Regions from separate parts of the Homo sapiens genome. Here region 2 is linked to region 1. A link is a loop called in an ENCODE intact Hi-C map of the cell type or tissue named here. Cell type or tissue: dorsolateral prefrontal cortex. All regions are shown on one strand. Each heading gives the region's core, and the rest is flanking DNA. Links, peaks and the distances in the headings are about the cores only. Region 1 overlaps CAPZB (capping actin protein of muscle Z-line subunit beta). Region 2 overlaps CAPZB (capping actin protein of muscle Z-line subunit beta).

What was found. Peaks named below come from ENCODE experiments on the same cell type or tissue, not always from the same donor. Only the 100,000 strongest peaks of a DNase experiment are listed, where the experiment ranks them.
Region 2: it touches region 1 in a loop (2.0-fold over the local background); 3 of 110 quality-filtered maps call a loop at or near these places.

The regions. Positions count from the first base shown.
Region 1 is chr1:19,340,342-19,351,357 of GRCh38, reverse strand. CAPZB (capping actin protein of muscle Z-line subunit beta) reads left to right here. Exons shown (of 9, transcript NM_004930.5): 7 at 6,106-6,171; 8 at 6,924-7,000. Among named protein-coding and RNA genes, the nearest start is that of SLC66A1, 34 kb to the right of the region's middle. RefSeq lists enhancers at 6,886-6,935, 9,632-10,606. In dorsolateral prefrontal cortex, for the core only: CTCF peaks have their summits at 6,615, 6,817 (motif pointing left), 9,489 and 9,688; DNase peaks (open chromatin) are centred at 5,829, 6,797 and 9,697; H3K27ac peaks cover 4,393 bases.
Region 2 is chr1:19,464,431-19,473,815 of GRCh38, reverse strand. All of the region lies in intron 1 of CAPZB (capping actin protein of muscle Z-line subunit beta), which reads left to right. Among named protein-coding and RNA genes, the nearest start is that of CAPZB, 16 kb to the left of the region's middle. RefSeq lists enhancers at 3,188-3,977, 3,978-4,768, 5,147-5,441 and a silencer at 5,369-5,418. In dorsolateral prefrontal cortex, for the core only: no CTCF peak of the experiment used is centred there; no DNase peak of the experiment used is centred there; H3K27ac peaks cover 5,687 bases.

The DNA.
Region 1 (11,016 bases), core at 3,017-11,016:
CCAGCCTGGGCAGCAGAGCAAGACCCTGTCTCTAAAAAACATAATAAACAAATTTTATTAAAAAAAAAAAATGGAAAGATCGGGTGCAGTGGCTCATGCCTGTAATCCCAGCACTTTGGGAGGCCAAGGCAGGTGGATCACGAGGTCAGGAGTTCGAGATCAGCCTGACCAACACGGTGAAACCCCATCTGTACTAAAAATACAAAAATCAGCTGGGTGTGGTGGCATGCACCTGTAATCTCAGCTACTCAGGAGGCTGAGGCAGGAGAATCACTTGAACCCGGGAGGCAGAGGTTGCAGTGAGCCAAGATCGCGCCATTGCACTCCAGCCTGGGCGACAGAGCAAGACTCCATCTCAAAAAAAAAAAAAGGAAAGATCATTGTAGAGTAGAAACAAAAAACTGTTTTACACACAGTTTTATGCTCAATAAATAATAACTTTTGCCAGGCGCGATGGCTCATGCCTGTAATCCCAACACTGGGAGGCCAAGGCAGGCAGATCACTTGAGCTCGAGAGTTTGAGACCAGCCTGGGCAACAAAGTAAGACCCCATCTCTCTACAAAAAATACAAAAATTAGCCAGGTGAGGCAGCAGTGTGCCTGTAGTCCCAGCTATTCAGGAGGCTGAGGTGGGAGGATGGCCTGAACCTGGGAGGCCGAGGTTGCAGTGAGCCGTGGTGACAACACTGTGCTCCAGCCTGGGCAACACAGCCAGACCCTGTCTCAAAAATAAAAATAAAAACAATTACTGCTACTACCATATATCTTGCAAGGAGAGGCTTTTTGAATATGTACAATTCTAGATTCAAAATTTTCCTAAACTGGGCAACCGTAACTTTCCCTGGGAAGCCGTCTGACCACCATCTTCTGGCCTGGCTGCACGCCGGGTCCTGACCTCCAACCCACAGCACAGTGTGGTGACCAGGAGGATGCCAGAGGCCAGAAGAGTGCTGGGGATGGAGCTGTGCTTTGACAATCGGTGAGAGCTGCCATTCTGGCAAGTCCCGCTCTAGGCCTTTTGTGTACATTTGTTTATTTAGTGCGAGGTGAAGGCAAAGACATGGAGGCCTAGACAAGCCCAGGCCCTTTCCTCTCGGGCTGCAGCACAGGAGCTGCGGGGCCTCAGCGCCGGTGAGTGGGGCCCATGCCTTAGGGCCACGCCCTGCGGGTCGCGCTAGAAGATGCCACGTGGCAGTGGGAGGTGTAATACATCCCCTCTGGGGGAAAGGCTGCCAGCTTCCAAACACTTGCCTGTGTTAGGGCCATGGGGAGGAGGAGAGGCGCCTGCTGGGGACACACGGGCCAGGCTCCGGCTTCAGACGCCATTGGAACCACCTCGTGGAACATCTGCAGCCACAACACATGAAAATGTTTTCCTTCCGGCAGCCACTTTTATAAGGATGTAATAATATATGCAGTGCACAAATGGTTCTGTTTTTGGTGGGTTGGTATTGCCACCGAGCCGACCCTGACCAGGTGTGGAGGGGAGTGAGCAGGGGCGGGCAAGGGGGCTGTGGAAATACGGCCGGGTGCACCGAGCCCTGTGCCCCTCACTCCCCAAGCACCTTTCTCCTTCCCTCCCCAGCCGCTGCGTGGCCATTTACGTGGGCTCAGCTTCCCTGCCATGGGCTGAGGGGGCCTGTGTTCTAGGGGATCAGTCTGCTCCTGGGGACAGTGTCGCACACTGCAAGACCCAGCCCTCTCCTCCACCCGACCTCTCCTACCTTTGTTGGCCAAGGGGTTTCGCCTGTTTGTTTTAAGATGGCTCTTGATTCTGAAACACAAAGATGGTAACCAAGAGGCCAAATTGCTGATGTGACTGGACTTGCCCAGGTGACCCAGGACCTTTGCCGATGGCCGCGGCCTCTCTTTGGGCTGTTGGTGCCCATTTAAAATGGGGCCCACAGTGAGCTCAAAACCCTCATCCCTTCCCTAGGGTGGCCGGGAATCTGCCGTCCACATGGAGCCGGGGAGGAGGAGAGACTCTGATTTGCTGGAAGGACCTCATTCATTTCCATCCAACCCCCAGGCTTCCCTGCCTGCCGAGCTGACTCCACCCAGCCCTGAGCCTAGGCACAGTAACCACCTTCACGTCTGGGAGAACACACAGTCCCCGGGGGCCAGCATGCAAAAGTTCTTTTTGAAGCTGGGTGGATGGAGCCCCCTCCCTCCTGAGGGTGCTCCCCAGCTCCTGTTGAGCAGACAGCCCACCCCGTCGTCTTGGCACCAGGGTTTTGCTAGTGGCAGATAAAGATGATGTTCCAGCAGACGCTCCAGTGCTGCCGAGGTTGGTGTGTTTATTAGACCTGAAATGAGAACTGTGACTCTCAAGCTCATGGGCACTCTCACTACTCCTGTTTTATGGAGACCCCCTGGGGTCTGAGGGTCGAGATTCCTCAGGATGACTTGCCAGAGCATGCCAAGACAGATGGGAGCAGAGAAGCCGGTCTTTCTAGCATTTCTCTCCCTCTTTTCCACTAGTCCTCAGTAAAACAGCCTTGCCAGAACCAGATGTCTTTTTTCTGCAGATATTTACTGTTATGACTTGGGAGGCAGCAGGTTCTGGACTGTTGCCCTCACCTAGACCGCCCCCCCCCCTTGTCAGATGCCACCCGTTTTCTCAGACCCGTCGGTCTCCCAGACCACATTGCTTTGTGAGCAGATGCCTGTCAGGGACAGCTCTATCAGAACAGACCGAGTCCAGCCCAGTGAGCCGTGATGTTCTCTCACTGCTCGGTCCCCCCTCTGCCATCTACAGCGACATAGGTTGGGTCTGTTCCCCTGGCAGACAGCAGGCCTTCAGAGCCCTGCCAGAATCTCTTGTGTCTCCCCTAGCACACACACATCCCTCCCCACCCACCACCGCCAGGCCTGGATAGCCCTAGTTCTCTCCCATTTCTTGGTGTCAGGGTGTTCAGACCTTTTAAGCAGATGAATGCTAACTCATTCAAGGCTTTTAAAACCCAGTGCCTTAGCAGGGTACAGTGGCACACACCTGTAGTTACAGCTGTGTGGGAGGATTGCAGGAGTTCCTGTCTAGCCTGGGCAACATAGCAAGACCTCCTTGTCTTTTAAAAGAAAATTAAAAAAAAAAAAGTGCCCTAAACTGAATCCAGCCCTGCAGATGTAGCTGGGCCAGGACAGAACAGAGGGTAACCACTGCCTTCCCAAGCAAGCAATGGAAACTGGCAGCTGCAGTGTCTTCATCACGCGATGGGGTGGGAATGCTGCCCCTTATCTGGGCACAAGGAATAGTGTCATCTGTGCACCTTAAAGTTGCACAAAAGCTTTCCTAGTAGCGACATCTCATCCTTGTCAAACTTGAAATTATCTAAAAACCACAAGTCTCTTCATAGGAACTGTTTGCAAGTCAGCAGTTCCCCATTTTGTACTGCATGAAATGCACCCTTGAGCCTAAATATCTGGCTTGCATTTGCCCTGGTACATTTAACTGGCGTGGTGAAGTAGGAGGAGCAAAGGCGTCGGAATCTAACAGTGCTGTATGATTCTTGCTTCTTTAAGCTTCGGTTTCCTTGGGTTTAAAACAGGGTTCCTAGGAAGCTGAGATGGAAAAAGGTGGCTGCCGCCTGGCTCCATTCCAAGTTGCTGCTCTCGTTCTGTAGCTAGCCCAGGTTTCCGGGTTCCGTATTAACCCTGTGACCATCTCAACCCTTGACACTGTCGATAGGAAGCTGGTCGTTCTCTCAGCTGGGCCTTTACTTAAGTCCTGGACAAACAAGTTGACCAAGGGCAGGCAGAGACTGCTACAGGGTGCCACATAGTGTATGCAGTGCACAAATGGTTCTATTTTTGGTGGGTCGGTGTTGCCAGCGAGCTGACCCTGACCAGGTGTGGAGGGGAGTGGGTGGGGGGCTGTGGAAATGTGGCCAGGTCCCTACCCCTATCGGCAGAGGCTCCATCCTGCCCTTCCTCTCAGCCACAGGTGCAGGATGGTAGATGGGAACTTGCCAGAAGGATGCGACCCTATTTAAGTAGTTGTGTTTTCTTCCAGCCCAGCATCCCCACCAAAACAGGAAAAGAAGTGCTCTCGTGCAGGGCTTGTTCACAGTGAGCCTGGCTGGCTCCTCATGATCTCTGAGTTTAAAATGTGCCAGCAGATGATTTTAACGATCCCATCAAAAATTGTTGTCTGGATCAGTTTCGAGCTAGCGTTTCCTTGCAGAGGCCATTCTTCCTTTTTTGACAAAAGTTGGGTCGGCCAGGTGCAGTGGCTCATACTTGTAATCCCAGCACTTCGGGAGGCTGAGGCAGGTGGATCACCTGAGGTCAGAAGTTCAAGACCAGCCTGGCCAACATGGCAAAACCCTGTCTCTACTAAAAATAAAAAATAAAAATAAAAATAAAAAAAAGCCGGACGTGGTGGTGGGCACCTGTAATCCCAGCTACTGGGGAGGCTGAGGCAGGAGAATCACTTGAACCCAGGAGGCAGAGGTTGCAGTGAGCCAAGATTGCACCATTGCACTCCAGCCTGGGCGACAAGAGCGAAACTCCGTCTCAAAAAAAAAAAAAAAAAAAAAAAGACAAAAGTCGGGTCAGTGCTGCCGCCCCCAGTGTCAAGGATTTCAATCACAGGTCGGTTTTGCCCGACCCTGGAAGCCTGGTCGTTTAAAGTGGCTTGGTTCTCTCCTGCCCTCTGCTCACCCCGCTCTTAACCAGGTTGGTTCCACCTTTCACAGCCTGAAAGTCAGTCTCCCTGATGAGGAGATGTAGAAATAGGTGAGAAGCAACAGAGCCCGTACCCTCTGAGACAGTATCTCCCCCCAGACTCCACCCTGTTCTCCTGGTTCCAAAGAGAGGAACCCACCTTTTGCTGGTTTTTCTTCTGTGGGCCTGGTCTCATTTTGAACTCTACCCTTTCTTTTTTTTTTTTTTTTTTTTTTTTTTAGCTTCTCTCACAAATTTTATTTTATTTTAATAAAGCTTCAAAAATTATAAATAATGTCTAAGCAGATTTAGAATCTCAACAATAAATGCTTAGCCTTAGAGTACTGCATTTTTGTATTATAATTTGATGGCCACTTCTTGCATGGTTTCTACTCTACCCTTTCTGATGCTGTTCTTTTCTTCCTCTTTCTTGATTATTTATTTCAGCTTCCACATTTTATTTCAACAACATTAGTCATCGTAGCTGCGTATTCCTGTTTTCAGTGTAGTAACGTTGAGCATTTATGTTCCTAGCACTCTTCCAGGTACCCTGTGCGTTATGAGGCAGGCACATCTCTCCTGAAAGAATTTATATTCTTGTCAGGGAAATAAGGCTTCAGATAAGAAAAAATTCGGGGGAAAGTGCCGAATTCCTTCTACCCTAACCTGCCTCCATTTCCTCCCTCCTCCGAGTTGAGATGATTGGGTCAGAGCCAGCTCTTCCTGGGCTTGGGAAGAGGAGATGGGGCTTGAGTGCTGCTGCCCCCCTCATAACCTCAGAGTCTATATTGAGACTCTCTTGCTCAAACTCTCCTCGCAGAGTAGAACGAACAGGCCCTGGTGCGAGGAAGGGTTTGACCCAGGCTCTGCCATTGCCACCTGCATGACTAGGGTGAGCCACTGAATCCCTCTGGCCTGAAGTCTCCGTCAGAGGTTGTCTGTCCCTCCCTGCGAGACTGCAGCAGATGGCACCCCAAAGCCACCATTTGGGAGCGCCAGGGCGCAGCAGCAGCACAGAAGCTTCCCCTGCAGTGTCAGGCCCTGAACCTGGGGTGGATGGCCCAGCGTGGGCCTGGGCCTGCCAGTAGAGGCCTGAAGACAAACCGAGTGAGTCTTCTCCAGTTGGCTCGGGTGAGCTGGTGCCTGCCAAGGGCTGCTGCTGTGGCTCTGGGCATCTGCCTGCTCTACCATGGGCAGCAGCAAAATCTTCTCCCTTGGAAGTGGGACTCTGGGCTTCTGCCCTCTGGGCTCTTTATGGTCTGAAACTGAAGTCGGTTTGTGCTTCAGTTCCCAGGCTGCAAAACTGGCCTTGTCATACCTGCAGCTGGCTCCACGGTGGGAACAGTAGGCTCTTTGCAGACCGTGGAGGTGGGGTGGGCTGTCTGCCGTTCTCAGAAATCTCTGGCTTTCTCTGACTTGGAATGTTTCTGTCTTTTGCAGATGGAGAAGGATGAAACTGTGAGTGACTGCTCCCCACACATAGCCAACATCGGGCGCCTGGTAGAGGTGAGTGACCTGGGCTCTGGCTGGCTCCTGCAGTGACCCACAGCAGTGACACTGCAGCCCCGGAGCCGCTGTGCTGGCCTCCTTCTCTGCTGCTTTCTCTCAGCTCCACCGCAGCCGGCAGAGCGCTTCTTGGATTTTGCCCTGGCCTCATATTTTTGGAGCCTCTGATTTGGATGCCAGCAGGCTCCAGCTTCAGGGCCACCTCCTGCTCCACCCCCAGACCTGGGCTCCCAGAAGACTGCTCAGGCGCTGGCTCTGGGGCGCACTAGGTCTTGTCTCCCCTGATCGCCTGGGTGTGAACAGGGCCCTGCGCTGGGAGAGGAAGCAGATCCCAGGAATGCCAGTGGGCCCTGGTGTGGCTTCAGTTGCGGCTGCCTTGGCCCTCCTGTCACCACGTTGTTTGGGAAGGCAGGGAGGTGCTCTCGGGTTTCACAGAATTGTTCACAAAATTAGTGGGGAGCCCAAGGGGTGGTGATGTGGTTTAGAGCAGCTCCCAGGCATGGGCAGAGCTGGCCGCCAATCCCTGGGTACTGGCTTCCTCCCTGCCTGTGGACTGTGGATGGGAAGGTGCCGGGAGCACAGATGGCAGGTGGGGTCTTGGCAGCCTGGAGCGCGCTCACTGATGCCCCAGAGCAGGCGTGTGCCACCCTCCAGTGGCCACACTGGGGACTGCAGGGCTGGCAGGTGGAGGGAGGGCGTGGGCCTCAGGGTTCCTGACCTTTTGCCACTGCGCTGACCGACCTCCCTTCCAGGACATGGAAAATAAAATCAGAAGTACGCTGAACGAGATCTACTTTGGAAAAACAAAGGATATCGTCAATGGGCTGAGGTAATGTACCAGAAAGCACAAGCTTTAGAAGCAGACAGAGGGATTTGAACCCTGGCTCTGCCAGTTACTAGCTGTGTGGTCTTGGGCCTCGGTGTCCTCATTGGTAGGCTGCAGTGCCCCTCTTCTGGGATGATCATTATGTTGATTTTGGAAAGTAAAGTCCTGATGTGTCATCTGCACTCTCCGTAGCAGCTGTCGGTCCCTATCTGCACCATTTGTTTTCTGGGGCATGTTCACCCTAACAGCCATTGGTGCCCTTGCCCCCGGAGCCTCCTCAGCCCTGCAGTTTGTCAGTCCCCGCTCAAAAATCTCCCCACCCTCCAGCCTGGGCCTAGGGGAGCCATGACACCACATTCCGGGCAGCCCGGCTGCCTCTGGCTGGCCTGCTCTCCGAGACAGCAGAGCGCAACGTGCAGGCAGGGCCCTCAGTCCGGGCCTTCTCAGGCCCCCAGCCTCCCTGACGCCACATGCAGGCAGGGCCCTCAGCCTGGGCGTTCTCAGGGGGCCCCAGCCTCTCTGACGTCCTCTGCCAGGGCTCTGCTGCCAGTGGCCAGTGTCCTGCACCATCCTTCCCACCTCGTGCCCTCAGCTCTGCAGTGTCAGCCCAAACAAAAGCCGGGCGCTCTCTGGACCCTCCAGGTCCACGGCGGACAGAGCAGGAGGCAGGCCTCTGACATGAGGCCAGAGCCCAGCTGGGGGCAGTAAACGGCTGTGGAGGGAGCACTGGCCTTGGAGTCAGGAGAGTCAGGAGGCCGGGATCTCCCCTAAGCTCTGTCATCCCGAGCTGCATGGCCTCTGGCACTCCTCGCAGAGGCCCTTGTCCAGTCGAGGAGGCACGGTCGGCTGAGATGATGAATCTAGAACACGCTCTGCAGTCCAGCAGCACCGTGTGAGTCGGGCTGTGCTATGCCTTTAGCGGCCAGCCCTCTCACCCACTGCCGTGGTGTAGCTCTCACAGCCCAGCCCAGAGGAGAGGCAGGCTGCAGTCCCGGGGCTGCCCCAGCTCGTGGACTGGGGTGGGCGACAGATTTCAGTCACCTGCTTTACAGTTTTAAAACAGAGGAGGAGTCCTCTTTGGACCCTTGTCTTCTGATCCCCTGCCCACCTGGGGGAGGCTTGGTCTTCGTGACCTGTGACAGGGTTAGAGCCCAGTGGTCCCTGGCGTTAGGCCTGCCACTGGCAGCCACTGCCCGATACACCAAACACACTTTCCCGCCCAGCCAACCTGCACAGTCCCCAGGCAGTGGCTGGGAAGTGGGGGAGAGAAGCCGAAGAGCCTGCGGGTGGTGGTGGCGAGCCCCTGAATACCACGACCACCGCCAGCGTGGACCTCTGCAGCGGCGATACCACTCCACACCCCAGAGCCGCCACGGCATCCCCCCTTCCGCCTCGTGGGTCTCCCTGAATTTCCTCCTCAGCTGTGGCCCCCTGCGTTCCTGGCTTCTCGTCGTTCTCTTCCCTCCCACTCCACTCATCTTGAACACTCTCTGTAGATCTATTGATGCTATCCCTGACAACCAAAAGTTTAAGCAGTTGCAGAGGGAGCTCTCTCAAGTGCTGACCCAGCGCCAGATCTACATCCAGCCTGATAATTAAGCCGATCCAGGTACCCTGCCTGAGAGCCGCGAGACCCTCCCCACTAAAACAGGACTCACCAACCCGCCGAGACCCTGCCGGTCCGGCTGCTGCTCCGCGGCCATTTAAACCACCACTAACCCCCACGTGTGCTCCCGGTCGGTGCACAGCCACATTCCCGTGTAGCCTCGGCCCCATGTAACACGGCACCTATCACGTGTGTGTGCTTTCCACTCTGGGTGGAGGCTGGGTGTGGGGAAGACGGCTGATTTTTTGGCTTTTGCTTCTGAAGAAGCCCAGGCCAAGGGACGGATGCTGCCTCTCCAGCAGCAGCCACTTGTGTGCACCGGCCTGACTGTCCCCAGGGCAGGGATCTGCCTGCCGTCCACCCCCCCATGCTTCAGAGGAGCCTCTGATGCTGGTGCAGGGATCCCAGAAGCCACATAAGCCTCCCCGCTGCTCAGCGGCACATTGCCTGTCCAGGGCTAGCTGGCTTGGAAGGGGTGACCTCACTCTCTGATCTCTGAGTCTCTGGGGTTGGAGGGCAGAGTCAGGGCTGGACTCCACCCTGGCTGGCCCAGATGCTCTGCTGGAGCTGCCTGGACGCCCAGTGCCGACTCGGCCACAACCAGCATAACCTTCCGCCCCTAACGAGCTGCAGCTGTTCCTTTAAACAGGTTTCGCTAATGGAAAGGAAAATAGTCTTGCTTGTTGGTAATGGCCAAGAACCATGACTTGAGCTTGTGACAGATCCAGATGTAGGGAAGGAGGCAGCATCCCTGGAGAGTAGGAGGGAAACTTGTTTGTAAAAAGAAGGCATTTGGAACCCTGCCAACTGGGGCTGCAGAGCCCAGGTCCAGGGGCTGCGCACTGAAGGCCCACCCCAGAAGGGGTGCAGCAGACTTTCCAAGGTGGAGGTGGGGTCAGGCACTTAGAAAACCAGGTGGAGCTGCTTTTCCGAGGCCGTGGGACTTAAGTGCACCAGTCTGGTCTGTGTGTGCCAACTTAAGGCCCACGACTCGGGTCAGCCTCACAGTGTGGCCATCAGGCATTTCCATCATGGCATTGAGAAAAAACTCTTTTTAAGATACACCGTGATGGTGCAGTTCCCTGGCCGCCCACTGGGGGCGTCCTGGCGTAGAAACCCTGGCAGCCAGGTCTGCTCAAGATGACTCCTCCCTCCCACAGAGTCGAGCACTGTCTCCAAGCGCTGATTCGAGGTTGCTTGGCCGTGACCTTCCCAAGCATTGTCCCTTAAATAAGCCCCCTGCTCCTTCCGCCTTCCACCATTTCACTTCTAACTTCCTGTGTCTAACATGATTCTAGCTCTGGAACTTTCTCCTTCGTGTGATCCAGCCAAGACCTGGCGGGCTTGGCTCTTCCTTCCCAGAAGAGCCAGTGACCACCCAGGCTAGAGGTCCTGTGCGCTGCTGCTTTGCCCGCCGCATCTCCCGCTGGCCATGTTGACCTCCCGCTGTGAGCTTGGCAAGAAGCCCCTGGGGAATCGGCTGAGATTTGGAGCCTGGGGGCCGTGGGGGCTGATGCCTTTGGCCGCCGCAGAGCCAGGGACAGTCCTGGGAAGATACTCAGAAACGTGTATTTCCCCAGCATGAACCAAATGTCTGCGTTTCTCCTGGGAGTTTTTTCAGTTGTATGCAGCTTGCTTCCAGGTCTTGTCTTATGGCACCTGCTGAGTATTTTGAGGGCTCTTCCTGTGACTTGTAGGGATTCGGTAGCCAGAACTCAGTCTGGGTGCTGTTGCTTCTCCTGGGCCCTGCTTCACTTCCATTTGCCCATTTTTGCTTCTGGGGATTGATTTTTCTGATTCTTCCTTCCCATGGCTGGTGTGAATCAAACGTGAGAGTCCGGCTGAGTGCACTCTCCGTAGCACTCTTCTTGAGCAGCCCTCTACCCACTCTTTCCACTGCTTCTAAACTGTTATAAAACCTACATTTAGGAAGTCTTTGCCTAACCAATATGTTGGGTAAATTTGACAAAATGATTAAAGAATTGCTAGGGGGGCATTCCTCTGAGCCTCAGTTTCCTCATCTGTAAATTGGGTTGATAGCTTTTTTCTTTTTTAAGCCTTGACTTCGCTTTTTGTTGTTGTCGTTGTAGAGATGGGGTCTCACTATGTTGCCCAGGCTGGTCTTGAACTCCTGGCCTTAAATGATCCTCCTGCCTTGGCCTCCCAAAGTGCTGGGATTACAGGCTTGAGCCACCACATCCGGCCGGGTTGATAGTTGAGACTTCCCCAGGATGCCCGTGAAAATTAAATGAGATAATATATGTGAAAGGCGTTTTGTAAACTGTGAAATCTCCATAAGCCTTCATTGTTTCTGGCTTTGTTGATGAGCGTCCCCACACATACGTGAATGCGGTCGCCCTGAACGTTTCCCCACAAATCCAGAATTTGACAGCAGGGATCCCAGGGGCACTTG
Region 2 (9,385 bases), core at 1,386-9,385, 120 kb before region 1:
CTCAGCTCACTGCAACTTCCGCCTTCTGGGTTCAAGTGATTCTCCTGCCTCAGCCTCCCAAGTAGCTGGGATTACAGGCACGTGCCACTATGCCCGGCTGATTTTTGTATTTTTAGTAGAGATGGGGTTTTGCCATGTTGGGCAGGCTGGTCTCGAACTCCTGACCTCAGGTGATCCACCTGCCTCGGCCTCCCAAAGTGCTGGGATTACAGGTGTGAGCCACCATGCCCAGCCAGATCTAAAAATCACTGTGCTGAAGGATACTGTACATCTAAAATGCAAGCAATAGTGATCACACTAAGGACAGATCCTGACTTTCAGGCTCTAGGGTGCTTGCTCTTGGGCCACTCCTTTAAGCTGATCAGGCCTTTGCACTTCTGCTTATGGGGTTTATCATGCAAGGGGACTTGGATTAGGCTGGCCTCTGTGCTTAACCTTGTAGTTATTATTTTATGCAATTACTACCATAGCCTTGGCATGCCCCCATTTTGCAGATGTGGATATGGAGGCCTTGAAAAGTTAAAAAATACTTGTAAAACATCACACAGCTAGGAAGGGGCAGAGATGGCCTTTCAAGCCATTCCTTTCAGATTCTAAAACTTGTCCCTCGCAGGCACCCTGGAGTCTGATCCAAGGATGTCATTTTCATGTACAGGGGAAAGTGCTTTATGTTAGTGATTGCAACAGATGTTCTTTAGAGTTTTTTAAACTTCTGCAGCTGAAAGTGGAGTATTTCTTAGGTGACTCCCTCAGTTTTGCTTTAATGACTTGGAACCCATCTTAAAATGCAGGAAGAATGGGCCGGGCACTGTGGCTCACACCTGTAATCCCAGCACTTTGGGAGGCCGAGGCGGGCGGATCATGAGGTCAGGAGATCCAGACCATCCTGGCTAACATGATGAAATCCCGTCTCTACTAAAAGTACAAAAAATTAGCCGGGTGTGATGGCGGGCGCCTGTAGTCCTAGCTACTCAGGAGGCTGAGGCAGGAGAATGGCGTGAACCCAGGAGGCGGAGCTTGCAGTGAGCCGAGATCGTGCCACTGCACTCCAGCCTGGGTGACAGAGCAAGACTCCAGCTCAAAAAAAAAAAAAAAAAAAAAAAAAATGAAGAATGAAAGCGCAGTAGTTGCAGCTCTTCATCTAAAATGGAACCTCATTCTCTACATAGTAACTACTAATCGGTAGTCAGGGTCTGGAATCACCTTTGAGTCCTTGGGTACTGCATAGTCCTGCCCCTCACTTCCCTTTCTCCTCCTCTTCTCTGCACACATCCAGGCAGACTCTGGAATAATAGAGCATAGTATGAGGATAAAGCTGTCATTGGCTAAGCTGGTGTTCACACTCAGGACCAGCTGGTTCCTTGCCCTGGCTGTGTTACACCTGCGGCCAGGGACGAGCAGAGGCCACAGTCTGCTGCCTGCCTACATAACCGACAGGTTATTAGTTCATGCCCCAAGGGTTTGAGCCACCCAGAGATGTTGAAAGAGATCCCTAACCTCAGAGGGTTTAGAGCTCTAGGCTGTAGATGGCAACATCTGCCTTCGAGATGAGTAGGGTCTCCATGTCCTCAGTTCATGACAACCTCTCTTACTTTTTCATCCTACTTTGCACTAGGTAATATTCCTGGGAAACAGGCCTCGCATTTTCTTAAACACTGATTTCATCTGTCCTTCCTCTAATAACTTTATCTGGAGGCGTTTATCAACCTTCTAACTAGAATACCCTTGTCCTTTTGCCTGCCACAGAACTGGTTTTCCCTGTGTGCTGATGGCCCATGGTTTCTGAGCTTTCTGTATTCCAGATGGAGAGCACGTAGGAGAATCCTGGGAATATCCTCAAGGATCCTACTTTTATCTTGGTTACATACTATCTGTGAGATGCATATTGGTTGTTGAGGAAGCATTTCTTTTTTTTTTTTTTTTTTTTTTTTTTTTTTTTTTTTTTTTTTTGAGACGGAGTCTCGCTTTGTCTCCCAGGCTGGAGTGCAGTGGAGCGATTTCGGCTCACTGCAAGCTCTGCCTCCTGGTTCACGCCATTCTCCTGTCTCAGCCTCCCGAGTAGCTGGGACTACAGGCGCCCGCCACCACGCCTGGCTAATTTTTTTTGGTATTTTTAGTAGAGACGGGGTTTCACCGTGTTAGCCAGGATGGTCTTGATCTCCTGACCTTGTGATCTGCCCACCTTGACCTCCCAAAGTGCTGGGATTACAGGTGTGAGCCACAGCGCCCAGCCGAGGAAGCATTTCTCGACGTAACAGACAAGAACTGGTTGCCATGGTTCCAACGAAGGGCCCTCCCATCACGTGACTGATTGTCAGAACATAGACATGTAAATACTGTGAGTGTGGGATCCTCAGCCCTGCACCCTTGGGGTCTGTGCTCCGAGTGCTTCAAGAGGCTTGACTACTTACTCCAGTGTCAGTTTGAGGCATTGGGTTAACTGATAAAATTCCCACTTGAATTTCATTACATGTCAGAATCTAAAGGGAAACAAATGGGGAAAGAGTGATTTCCAAGCCTTAGGTGATGGGCCTCGTTTTGGAACAAGTATAATCATCCCCCCTTTTTCCATAGTTTCGATTTCTGCAATTTCAGTCACCCGCCATCAACCCCAGTCCAGTATTTTGAAGAGAATACCACATGCACGTAGCTTTTATTATGGTATGTTGTTAGAATTGTTCGATGTTATCAGTTATTGATAATAACTGTGCCTGGTTTATGAATTAAACATCATAGGTATGCATGTGTAGGAAAAAACAGTATATATAGGGTTTGGTACTATCCAAGGTTTCAGGCATCCACTGGGGGTCTTGGAAGGTATCCCCCGAGGATAAAGGGGGGCCACTGTACAAGCAGCTCACACCTCAGCCTTAGCATTCAGCAGGCCTCAGAGCTAGGAAGGCAGGCCAGGTGGTGGCATTGGTTCTTGTGCACTTCACCTGGTCCTCTGCATGCACCGTTCCGTTTCCTTCCCAGAATCCTTCTAAGCATGGGATCCTATGAATTTAGGCCTTTATGTAAATTCAGAATGATACAGATTTAGACTTTATATAAATTGCCAATAAGTGGCAGAGTCAGGTCTTGAACCCAGCTGCTCTGAATTTAAAAGCCTTTGCCCTCAGCCTCTGCTGTGTCATGGAATTTTACTGCTCACAGGGGTTTGGGGCTTGACCAAGGTCCCACAGTAAACCACTGGAGCACTGGGATCAGGTCCTATGTCTAACACTCTAGAATCTAGATTCTACACTCTTGTGTGAGTCTTTTCTGCCACATAAACTTAGGCCTGTTTCAAAGCTCATCTTTGAACATCCTTTTTCAGTGATGCATGGAAAGACCACATTTTCCAAATAGGACATTGTGAGAGAGCTTCGTGGCAATTGGGTCGAACAGTCAGAATGCCAATGGCCTGAGTTCAAGAAGAAATCTAAGGAAAGGTCCAGATTCAAGCCCAGGTCCCTTTGATCTGTAGCTCATGTTTATGGGGTACATAGGGACAGGAATCATCGTAACAAGACACTGGAGAAAGTGGTTGTCCAACAGTAGGTAAAAATGGTGGCACATCTATGCAATGGACTATTTTTTATTTTTTATTTTTTGGCGACAGCGTCTCATGCTTTTGCTCAGGCTACAGTGCAGTGGCGTGGTGACAGCACACTGCAGCCTCCACCTCCCGGGCTCAAGCAGTCCTCTTGCCTCAGCCTCCCGAGTAGCTGGGACTGCAGATTTGCTCTACCGCACCCAGCAATTTTTGTATTTTTTGTAGAGACGGGGTTTCACCGTGTTGCCCAGTCTGGTCTCAAACTCTTGTGCTCAAGCCACAATGGAATGGAATGCAGCCATTAACATGTGACATGTGAAGACGGTGTTGTAGTTTGGAAGATGTGCTAGTGTTGAGTGAAGCACAGTAGTCCGTCTGTCCTGGGCTTGTGGTTCTGTGGAATACCCCCCGACCTGGGTGCTTGTGGGCATTACAGAAGTGAACAATTTGCAAGCCCTTTACTGTGCTCTCTGTTGCTTGCAGTGGGCGGGCGTGTGTGTGTGTGTGTGTGTGTGTGTGTGTGTGTGTGTGTGTGTATTCTTTTCCTCCTTTTGAGTATCTTCCTTCCTTGAGATAAGTCCCCAGGAGGGAGAGTGTAGAGTATTTTTTCTCTCTGCACCTTCTTGAACCGGTCACTTTGCTCTGACAAATGCTCTCTCCGTGGCCGCCGCCTCACTGCCTGTCCCCAGAGCCCTCTGAGCTGACTCATCCTCCCTGCCTAGCAGGCTTCACTTCACTTCCTCAATCTCCCTGTTCTGGCCAAGTTGAGAGGACTCCCTTCCTGCAAAAATGTGTTCTAAGGTTAGCTCATGGTTTTTGCTGTATTAATCTCTATGCCAGAACTGTTATTTATTAATTTTTTCTTTAAGTTTCCTCACTTTTTAACTTAAATTATTTAGGAAGGAAACTTTGTCCTTACCATGAATGGAAAACAATATCAATTGCTGTATATAGAAAGTACACACTGAAATAAACATATAGTCATCTACTGCCGTAAAAGATGTTCATCTGTAGAGCACCCACAATCCTCTGGCCACCACCAGCTTGTGGCTCCCCCTTCCCTGCCTGTTCCCTCCTGCCTGTGTCTTTCTGTCTTACCTTTCAGGGCTTGGCCCTATCCCGTCTTCACCGCCAAGCTTCCTTTGACTACTGCTGGCCTTCGTACCCGTCTCCCTGTCCATTCATTCAAAGAGACATTGATTAATATTGTGTGCCCAGCTTGGGGGTGGGCATGAAAAGGTACTTGCCGTCGCTATATGGAGACCATTGGTGGGAGCCAGTCAGACAGACGGACAGACTTGTAGAATGGAAGATAATTGCTGTCAGGGGCTGTGTCTGAGTGCAGCCGTACATTGAAGGAGGCGTCTCGCTGAGAGATTCAAGGCACGGGTCCCAGGGGACCGATTTTGTTGAAGTGGAGGTGAGAGGGCTCATTTGCCAGGAGGAGGAGAGGTGGGCCCAGAGACATGGCAGGCAGAGAGACGGCGTGTGCCGACTCAGTGGCCCAGGAGGGCATGGCGGGTGCTGGGGAAATGACTAATTTAAACTCAGAGGAGCCAGAAGAGTGAGGGGTGGGAGAGCTTTCAAAGCAGCTGGGTGGGAGGCAGGGCCATGCTGAGAAGGAAGTCCTGGGTGGAAGGAGGCTCTGATTTACCCTCTTCTATTTCAGTACACTCTCCTGCCCTGCCCTGCTCTGCCCTGCCCTGCTCCGCCCCACCCTGCCGCACAGCTGATACCTCAGAGTTTATCATTGACTTCCTTTTCACGACTCCACCCCCAACCCCTGTGTATCATCATTCCCTGAGCGCCTCCTATGTTCCAGGCCTTGGGGACCCCGAGCTAGTGAAAGGCCCACAGGCTAGTGGAGGGGAGTGGATGGCGCTTGGTTGAGTGTGAGCACCAGTGGCAAGGGACCCCTCTCCCCATCAGGAGGGAGCCCTTTGTAACCTGATAGTATCATTAAATAAAAGTTTATTGTGTTTTTTTGTTTTGTTATAAAAGCAGTATGTTTATTATGGAAAAGTTTGAAAATATAGAAAAGAGGGAAGAAACAAAAATAATTCATAATCTTAGCTTGCCAGCAGCACTGTTAACCTTTCAATATATTGTTTCAGCGTCTTAGTCTATATGCATAGTTTGGAGTTCATATTGTCAGTGCCTAGCCCCCTTTTTTAGGAGGCGGGGTCTCACTCTGTCACCCAGGCTGGAGTGCAGTGGCTCAATCATAGCTCACAGCAGCCTTGGACTCCTGAGCTCAAGGGATCCTCCTGCCTCAGCCTCTCAAAGTGTTGGGATTACAGGCGTGAGCCACTGCGCCTGGCTGAGGGCTGCATTCTTAGGCCCTGCAGGGGTGGAATGGGCACAGCTCTTGAGAGCTCTGCGGCCCTGCAGTGTTTTCAAGCTCTAGTTCCCAGCATCTGATGCTGGTGTGGAAACGATGTCGGGGAAGCATAATGAGGTGTTATGTGAACCCAAATTGTGCTTTAAACCAAAACAGCCCTGGTCATTTGGGCTTTTGTGAATGGGGAGGCTTTCGGGGGCCCTCTGGCCTCTCTGCACTGGGAAGCATGCAGCAGATGGAAGAGAATTTAATGGGGACACCTGAATCACTCAGGCAAGAAAATGGATTAAATATCTGAGCTGATACCTGTCCCACATACTGGGATAGAGGGAGGCCATTCTGATAGTAGTCTCAGGGCGGGTGTTAAAGGGCCATTTGCTCCCTGTGATTGGGCTGATACACAGTGTTTGGACCTTTGGACCTTAGCACGTTTGGGGTGAGAAGAGCGGTGACTTAGGCTAGATAAGTTTGTAGGGAGAATGAGTGTGGCACATCCGTGTCCTCTGCTGTGGGGGCCTCACTCCTCAGCGCAAGAGCTGAGCCGCTGGAGGGGACTGTTCCTCTCTTTGCCTCCCTTCTCCCTTCTGTTTGCTTTATCTTTCCTTTTATTCCTTCTTGCTTTAGCCTGCTGCACTGCAGGAATGAGCCCAGTGTGGCTGTCTACCAGCACAATGTTTGCTGGATTTGTATGCTACTTTTATTATTATTTATTTGAGGCTTTCCTTAAAATTGGCTTGAGGGCTGGGCACAGTGCCCGTAGTTGCCAGGCATGGTGGATCTCAGCACTTCGGGAGGCCAAGGTGGGAGGATCACTTGGGACCAGCCTAGGCAACATAGTGAGACCCAATCTCTACAAAATAAATAAATAAATAAATAAAAGCTGGGTGTGATGGTGCATCTGGAGTCCCAGCTACTTGGGAGGCTGAGGCGGGAGGATCCCTGGAGCTTGTGTGTTAGGATTTTTCCTATGAATAACTCCTGCATTCCAGCCTGGGTGACAGAACAACACCCTCTCTCAAAAACAAAAACAAAAAACTTTGGCCTGAGCCTAACACCGCTATCTAGCCTCTTCGTAAGCAGAAACATCTACAAAATCATGTTTGATGTGCTAGTTATATTTTTCCTATGAATATTAAATATAGGTAATTATTAAACTGCATTCATCCATATGCTCTCTAAAACCTCCCTTAAACCCCATTGGCCTGCACAGCATGCCATGGGAAATGCTGCAGGCGTGAAAAGAGCACTGTACCAGGAGTCTGGAGCGTGACTTGGGACTGCATCCTGGCCTCTGATGTGCTGGGTGATGTTGAACTATTCCCGATCCCCCATGCCTCTTTTTCTTCTTTGCATATCAGACCATGTGAGCACCAGGGTCCCTCCAGGCTCACACGTTTTGAGTGACTGCAGGATGCCATTCAGTGGTACCTCGAGGTTACTCAGCCCCTCTCACATCACCTGCGCCGTGAGGAAGCTCAGGACTCTGACCTAGACATGTGATCTATGAGCTCAAAAGATTGAAAAACGTTGCAGCTCAGGAACATTTTGTCTTCACGTGTGCTGCTTGTTTTTGTTTGGGTTTCAGCTCTCACTGTTTATTAGCCAAGGAAGCAGCCTGGTCTAGTGCAAAGAGTAAGGGCTTTGGAGCTAGGCAGGACCTTGAATAGCTCCATGCATCTGGCTCTGCCTCCCCAGTGTGGGAGTGAAAGACCCTCCTGGCGGAGCTGTGGAGCTGGTGGAGTAGGCCAGGAGCACAGATTCACCTCTGAGTCTGATCCTCCACCCACCACACCTCAGCCTAAGTGCGTGCAGTGATTAGTGTCGCCTCTGTCCCAATAAAAGGGTTGTCCTTGGTCATGGATGGTAGCTGGGCTCCTGGGGCCAGACTGCCTGGGTTTAAATCTTTGTTCCCTTACACTTTTAGCTGTGTAGCCTTGGGCTTCACTTAACTCTCTGGGACTGGTTCCTTGTCATAGGATCGATTTGAGGCTAATTAAATGAGGTCAAGCAGGTAAGAAGGCCTGTCATACCTAGCACATATAGGGCTCCGTACATGTTGTTGGTCTTATCACTGTTAATGAGTTAATGCACGTCAAATGAGTCGTAGCACCTGGGACATAGTAAGTGCCCAATAAATGGTAGCTCTTGTCTTTATCACATGAGCCCAGAGGCCCAGGACAGGAGGCACTGGCTTCTGGGAGGAGAGGAGATAGATGGTTTTCTACATTCAGCTCTGGTTAGATCCAGAGGTTTTCATTCTCCCCACCCTCTAAGCTTTTGGTGCCTATATCCCTGACCAACAGGAACCCAGCAATGGACCACACCACTTCTACCTGAGCCATTGCACAGAGTCACCTCTGCAGTTGGCTTTGAAAGAATTAGAGCTCAAGTTTGGAATAGGCAATTCAGTCACAGGTTTCAAAAATAAAAATATATACATTGTCTTAGTCTGTTTGGGCTCCTGGAACAAATACCTTAAACTGAATAATTTGTACACAACAGAAATTGATTACTCACAGTTCTGAAGGCTGGGAAGTCCGTAAGCAAGGTCTTGGCAGACTCAGTGTTTGGCAAAGGCTTGTTCTCTGCATCATAGACAGCGCCTCACATGGTGGAAGGGGCTGGCCAGCTCCCCTGGGCCTCTTATAGGGGCATTAATGTCATTCATGAAGGTGGGGCCCTCATGATCTAATCACCTCTTAAAGGCCTCACCTCTTAACTCTGGCATTGGGGATTATGTTTCAGCATATGAATTTTGAGGGGGTACCAGCATTCAGACCACAACACACATAAAACACTGCCTTCTCTTCTCACATGCCCAGTGTCTTCCACTCTCCCCTGCCAACCACAGCTAAGATTTCTAGGGTCTTCTTTTTTTTGTTTTTAATCAGGGTATTATTTGCAAGTAATAAAATTAACCAGCTTTAAGTGTACAGTTTGAGTTTTGGTACTAATCATGTTGCCACCACCACAATCGAGTTATAGAACAGTTTCCTCACCCTAAAAAGTCCCTTCATGCCCCTTTGGCCCTTTTCCCCCTCCTAGACAGCCTTGTTCCCCATCCCTAGACAACCACTGATCTGCTTTGTCACCGCGGTTTTGCCTTTTCTATAATTGTAAATAAATGGAAGCAGATAGTATGGAGTCTTTTGTGTTTGACCTCTTTCGTGTAACATGATTTATTTGATTCATTCATGTTGCATGTATTAATATTTCCTTTTCTTGCTGTAGAGCATTCCATAGTATTCCATGGTATGGACGTACCATTCAGCAGTTGATGAACATTTGGGTTGCCTCCAGTTTTTGGATGTTGAGAGTAAATCTGTTATAAATCTTCACAGATAGGGCCGGGTGCGGTGGCTTACACCTGTAATCCCAGCATTTTGGGAGGCCGAGGCGGGTGGATCACGAGGTCAAGAGATCGAGACCATCCTGGCTAACAACGGTGAAACCCCGTCTCTACTAGAAATACAAAAAATTAGCCGGGCATGGTGGCGGGCACCTGT